2 separate regions of the Mus musculus genome follow, and region 2 is linked to region 1. A link is a contact called in ENCODE Hi-C or POLR2A ChIA-PET data. All regions are on one chromosome and are shown on one strand. Each heading gives the region's core, a stretch centred on a gene start or an enhancer-like site at or near the end of the contact. The rest is flanking DNA. Distances are from core to core; before and after follow the strand shown. Region 1 holds the start of E430024I08Rik (a long non-coding RNA gene). Region 2 holds the start of Zfp72 (zinc finger protein 72).

The links. A loop is a pair of places that touch in the nucleus more often than their neighbours do. ChIA-PET counts read pairs that join two places held with the same protein, here RNA polymerase II (POLR2A).
Region 2: a loop to region 1 is called in a map of left cerebral cortex, with 4 times the contacts of the local background. The contact joins the promoter of Zfp72 here to the promoter of E430024I08Rik in region 1. A Hi-C loop is called at or near these places in 1 of 37 maps with a recorded cell type or tissue (left cerebral cortex). POLR2A ChIA-PET finds 5 or more read pairs at or near these places in 4 of 5 experiments (Patski and embryonic stem cell).

The regions. Positions count from the first base shown.
Region 1 is chr13:74,461,824-74,465,136 of GRCm38, reverse strand. E430024I08Rik (a long non-coding RNA gene) reads left to right here and starts at 1,525. Exons shown (of 8, transcript XR_003950546.1): 1 at 1,525-1,928; 2 at 2,471-2,555.
Region 2 is chr13:74,389,137-74,392,449 of GRCm38, reverse strand. Zfp72 (zinc finger protein 72) reads left to right here and starts at 1,621. Exons shown (of 5, transcript NM_001374038.1): 1 at 1,621-1,786.

The DNA of each region.
Region 1 (3,313 bases), core at 276-2,775:
TTTCTTATGCGACTATGGATATTCTAAATCAGTCACATTAAAAAGGCCTTCCTCGGGCTGGAGCAATAGCGCAGTTGTTAAGAGCATGCACTGCTCTTCCAGAGGACCTCAGTTCAATTCCCAGTAAGCACATGGTGGCTTGCAACCATCTATAATGGAATCCAACGCCTTCTTCTGGTGTATCTGAGGACAGCTACAGTGTATATTCATGGACATTAAAAAAAAATCTTAAAAAAATGCCTTACTAGCACTTAGTAACTTATACTTGTCTGTTGGGATCTGTGAATATCAAAGTCATTGTATCCTTTGTTAGTATGCCACTTTTGGAGGTATGTGGATGGGAAAACTTTTAGGTTCTTTTGAGGAGCCATTAAATCTGTAAGGTAGAAGTTACTAGAATCAGAACAAAACAAAACATTAAGATGCAAAACGAATACTTTGTAAGTCTGATATTTCTTCTTTGTGTAATAGGGATACTATTGACTCGGTGGGACCATCAAGAATAATGGTGCCTACCATTTGATCTTGAACCATGTGGTTATATTACCTAAAGACCTGGTAAAATTAAATGGTCTATGCTTTATATCATTATCAAAAAAAGACACCAAGCCCCATGATTGCTTACATTTTAAGAGGATTCCCTAGGTGAAATTTAAAACAACAACTGAAGAAATAGTGGTTTTCTGTTGTATGAGAACTGGGCCCCTGAGTAAAGTAAACCTATTTCCCATCAGGGAATTCCGGGTTCTTGCATAGCCCCCTTATGACTTTCTTTGGGGCAGGAAGGAAGATGCTGATAGTATGAAAAAGAGGACTGGGAAGGCAGATGAGAGAAGAGACAGGAGCTGATTTCACATAGCACAGCAAAATCTTTGTGCTAACCCTGAGCCTAACCCTAAACCTGTAACCCTAACCACACTAACCCTAATCTAAACACTCTTTATCTTAATCCTAACCCTCTAATCCCCTAACTCTAACCCTGCATCCTGTAAGGGAGTTTTCTTAATTATTCCTTTTGAAGTGAGAAACCCTTGCTATATCTTGGTCTTTTGAGAGTTTAAGATCCACCTTTAATCCAGGCTACACATTCTTTCTGAAACCTACATACATAAAGGACCTTAAACAGGGAAGTTCTTTCAAATTGTCTACTTCTTTCCCTACATTTTTTAGCAAGGTGTTTTGTTTGTTCATTCATTCATTTTGTTTTGTTTTTAAACTGGCATTAGTAAGTACGTATTTCTTCAGAATTCTGGTAAGTTCTCAAGATCCGCTGAGATATCAAGCAATGTGAACTCAACAAGTCCTTGATTTTTCTTCTTTCCCTTGGCAATGAATGTGCTAAGCCATTATTGGACTAGGAGGACCACTGTCTGTGAGACATTCTATTAATCCCCTTTCTACATACATAAAGAAATTCGTCCTATGAGATGAGGTACGATTATCTGTACTAATACAACTGTGGTTTGTCTCCACCCTGCCACTGAGGAAGATGCGCTGGCTAACAACAGTGCTCTACACTGTTTGTCATCTCTTTCCTGGTTTTCTCCCAAGGTTGTTTCATACCTCTTTGGTGAAAAGGACCTGCATTTCCCCTGGTCCAGCATCAAGCTACAAAACAAAACTCTTGTATCCTAAAATCCTCTTTAGTGTTATTATCCTGGGCATCCTTCCACTGGTGAGCCAGATTGATAACTCCACTCCCAGTTTAGTAAAAGGCTAGCGACCTTGATTTCAGGAAGAAGGGGAAGTGCTGTGAGGAAAGCTCAAGCAAGCCAGGAAGTAGGTCATGGTGAGTGCAGGACCACTGCTACAACGGGAAGGAGCAGGCGGCTGAACAGCCTGAGCTGAAATGCTGTCTCCACTCCCACCGCTCGGAGGATAGACACAAATGCTAATGGAGAGCAAGTCAGACCAGAGATCTGGAAAAGGTCTGACCCAAGACTGGAAGCTCTATTTAACCTTGAGGAGGGGTAAGACTCATTGGGCAATCTAGGGCCCCAGGCGGATCTGCCAGTCAGACAATGAGGAGGGTTCTTCCGGGTGGCTTGCTGCACGTTCGTTTTGGAATGCAGGAGTGAATAGTCCTTTCCGTCCTGCTTTGAGTAATGCTGTTGGGTGCCATTGGGGACCTTAAGCGAGCTCCGAAGTTGAGACATGGTGAGTGCGAGATCACTGCCCACAAAGGGGAGGAGCAGGCGGATGAACAGCCGGAGCTGCAATGGTGGATCCTCCTCAAAGTCGGCCTGGGACCACAGATAGAGGAGGCTCTAGGAGGATAGGCACAAATGCCACCCGAATGCAAACCACTCCCGAGATCTGTAAAAGGACTGGACCGGGACAGGAAGCACACTTTAATCTAGAGGCGGGGTAAGACTCGCTGGCCAATCAAGGATTCCAGGGCGAACTGCCAGTCAGACAATGAGGCGGGGTCTTCCGGATGCCTTGCTGGAAGTTTGTTTTTGCTCTACAGGATTGAACCGTCTCTGTGTCTTGCTTTGAGCGCTGCTGTTGGGTGCTGTGAGTGGACCTCAAGTAAGCTCCGTTTTTGAAACATGGTAAGCGCATGGTTACTGTCTATAATGGGTAGGGGCAGGTGGCTGAGCAGTGGGAGCTGAGGTGGTGTGTCCTCTCTGGGGCTGTATGGGAAGCCTCAGCCAGATGTAACCAGATGTGGCCAATTGTGCGGTCCTTTGTGATGCTCCTCACTTGCTAAAACAGGCGGTGAACTCTGAATAACATCAGTATCAGGGCTGAATCAGCTCAAAACATTAGGATTAGGGGCTTGCTTGTAGAAATTTCACGGGCAGGATGCCAAACTTGGAGAGCCCTAGTTTCTCTTGAATCTTCTATAAGTTTTGCCCCCAGCATTTACCTATTAAGTATAAGATCCATTTGTAGTTAATTTTGTGGAGCTGTTAAAAGGCATCTCATGTGTTGGGTAGCACTCCCATACTAAGCTGAGATGTAGAAGAGTAGAATTGATGATTTAAATGGTTTACCAAGCTTAAGAAATAGTGACAGTAAGTAGCATTTAGCTGATGGAGGACTGTGTCAAAAACACCCCACAGGTTAGTATGCTAAGCAGGCCGGTTAGAGACTAGGATGCTAGGATTCACATGTTTGCTCCCCAGGTTTGTCTACACAGCTGGCTCCAAACTATAACAAAGGAGAGACAACTGTGATGTACAACCAGCCACTTGGCACATGCTCAAAGCAAAAAGCAGGTCTGTAACAAGCTGCTCAATCCATCATTACAGAGTCACAACCAACATTAATGCCTGGTGTGCCTAAAGCTCCCGTTTTCTAATTGAGA
Region 2 (3,313 bases), core at 372-2,871, 73 kb after region 1:
CTGGAAGGGAGAGAGGAGGGGGAGGGAAAGTGGGGGCAGAATCACTGTGGGAGGAGATGGGGGGAAGAAGTGAAGAGGGTCAAGAATTTGAACTGAGGTGTGTATCACTGGGAGATGGGGAACTGGGGTAGCTGTTAGACAGTCCCAGATCCTAGGGATGCAAGATGTTCCCAAGACCCAACAGTGATGACATTAGCTGAAATACCCCAAAAAGAGGAGATAGAACCTATAGATTCCATATCCAGTAGTTAGTGTAGGTCCCCAGTTGAGGGATGGTGCTATACACCCATTTCAAAAATATTAACACAGAATTGCTCCTGTCTAAAGGAAATGAGGGACAAAGAGTGGAGCAGAGACTGAAGGAAAGGCCATCCAGAAACTCCTCCACCTAGGTATCCATCCCATTTACAGACACCAAACCCAGACACCATTGCAGATGCCAAGAAGAGCTTGCTGACAAGAGCCTGGTATAGCAGTCCCCTGAGAGGCCCTGCCAAAGTCTGACCAATACAGATGGGGATGCCTGCAGCCAAATATCTGACTGAACACAGGGACCCCAATGAAGGAGTTGGAGGAAGTACTGAAGGAGCTGAAGGGGTTTGCAACCCCATAGGAAGAACAACAATATCAACCAAGCAGACCTGCCAGAGCTCCCAGGGGCTAATCCACCTATCAATGAGTACATATATAGGGACCCATGGCTCCAAGTTCCATATGTAGCTTATCAGGCATCAATTGGAGGAGAGGCCGTTGGTCCTGTGGAAGATCGATGTCTAAGCATAGGGGAATGCTAGGGTGGCTGGGTGGGCGAGCACCCTCATGGAAGCAATGGGGGATGGGATAGGGGGTTTGCGGAGTGGAAACTGGGTGGTGGGGATAACATTTGAAATGTAAATAACAACAGGAACAAAAAAATCTCAGAAAAAGGAAGCAACTTTTTTCCTAGTGAACCACTGAGGACGATAGCCTTAATGTGGGTCTTCTTTCTCCTTGGGTGGTTGTTAGCCACCAGTGAAGACAAAAGGAGTAAACCATGGCAGACAGGCTAGAGATGGTTGTATTATAGAATGATCTCCTGAGACCAGTGAAGTGTGTCAGGTCAACTTCATTGTTTCACCAATAGGGTATAAAAGGGAATTTAGGGGTCAGGTGGAAAGGGTTAATTGGTCATACTACTATACCTAATTATCGTGTGGGCAGGAAGCCAGAGTGGGACTTTGGTTTATTGTTTGTTTAGTAAGTATCTTCAAGAAAAATCTAGATGATTATGTTAATTTTCCATGCTACAATAAGCATCTATAAGTAGGCATATGGTTTTAAGCTACAATAACCAGAAATAGTAGGTAAAATGAATAAATAAGAAAGGGTTTAATCACATTCAGACATCTCAATGAATTCATTTTGTAGTTCTACAAATTAAAAAAGAACATGATATTTATCTGTAGTTACTCAGTGCTTGGTGACTGGTTGCTTTAATGACATCCTCAATCTCAGAAAGCAGAGCTAAAAAACCAGGAAATACTCAAATCCTTTCATGAGTTTCTAAAATTTCCTCTCACAGACTTGTGGGAAATGTAGTCTCGCATGGTGTGACGTCACAAGCAAGGGCCCTGGAAACGCAGCTTTGGCATTCCTTGTGTGCACCTAGGTCGCAAGGATATTCCCTAGAGTTCGGTCCTGTGGATGTACCGTTCGCTAGTCTACAAACTTGGGTTTGGATTATTTGATCTTGAAGGTAGCTCCCAGCGAGGAGAGAGGAGTCCTACAAGCCGGAGGCATTCTGCAGGTTGGACAGGGAGGGAGACGTGGGTGGATCTAAATCAGATAGAACTTGTTCTGAAGGTTTTTGCGACCTAGGCTGGGTTACCGGGTCAGGATGGAGAGAGGATGGTTGAAACAGTTCTTTCAATGTTCACTCTATTACAATGTAGTGTGCTGCCAGTTGTCTTCCATGTGCTTTTAAGATGGCTCGGGTAGAGTCCGGGATTGCCCCACCCCTACCTCTCAAATCATTCATGGGGCTCTGTTAGCTGACCACCTGATCTTGGGAGGTGTATAAAGGTTTGCTATTGAAAGATCGTGTTACCAGCTTAATGAGACTTACATGACTGTTGTGGGATTTTTGTCATATTTAACCAAGTGTGGTCTCTAGCCCGCCTAGTACTCTTTAACAGTTTATAAAAAACAGTTTCGGGGCGGGGGGCAGAGTTCTGTGGGGGAAGTTGATATATTGGAAAGTCATTCCGTTTTCTGTGGAATAAATCATTACAGATTTTAAAAGGGACCCCTTGGAGGTTAAATAACCTGACATGAACCTTCAAAGCAACACTTCCATATAGAGATAAAAATCCCAGAGAGAGGACCATCTTAGATTTGCTTAGTCCAGTCAATCGTTGATGGCTCAGAGATTAAGAGCACTGACTGTTCTTCCAGAGGTCCCGAGTTCAATTCCCACCAACCACATGGTGGCTCACAACCATCTGTAATGGGATATGACGCCCTCTTCTGGTGTGTCTGAAGATAGCTACAGTACTCCTATAAATAAAATAAATCTTTTTTTTTTTTTTTAAAGGTCCTACGCTCTAGAGTTAAAACAAATACCTATCAGGGGCTGTGTGGTGTTGGAAGCTTTGGAGCGGTTTTCAGGAGAGTTGTGTTGTGCATAATCTTAGGGATTATTTACTAAAGTTCAAGAGGAGACTAAGGAGGGCACAGGCGCATCACCTGACATACCTGATAAACCCGGTCTATACTATCTATACTCAATTTCTTTTCTTCCATCTATCCACGTTATCTACAGAGTCTAAGCTCTCACTCTATCACTTCATGTGGCATCTAATGCACTGATGCTCCGTGTGCATGACAGTTCTTCCTGGGAAGATGTGCCAATATATTTATACTTTGTCTGAAAGGTGAAAAATCGATTCAAAGAGATCTGACTTGCTCAGGGCCTCAAGATTTGTAGATACTAAACTCCTAATGTCTTGTTCTGGTTTTTACTATTTTGCCACTTTTAATTAAGTCACACCATGTTCATTTGTTATGAGCGTTTTTTATAGCATTAAACTCTGCTTAGAACACGTATGTGCTTTTAACCACCTTATCTTAAATACCAATATTTTTGTGGATTATATAAACTTTATAAGAAAAATAACCAGACAGTTCTCATTGGCTTCTCTGATACTCAGAAAAATAATAATAGTCTATGAAACATTATTTAAAATAGAGAAAATATATTGCCTGATGCATATGCAGAAAACTGTTTTCTTAAAATCTATTACAGTAACATATTAAGTTAAAAACACATTTTATG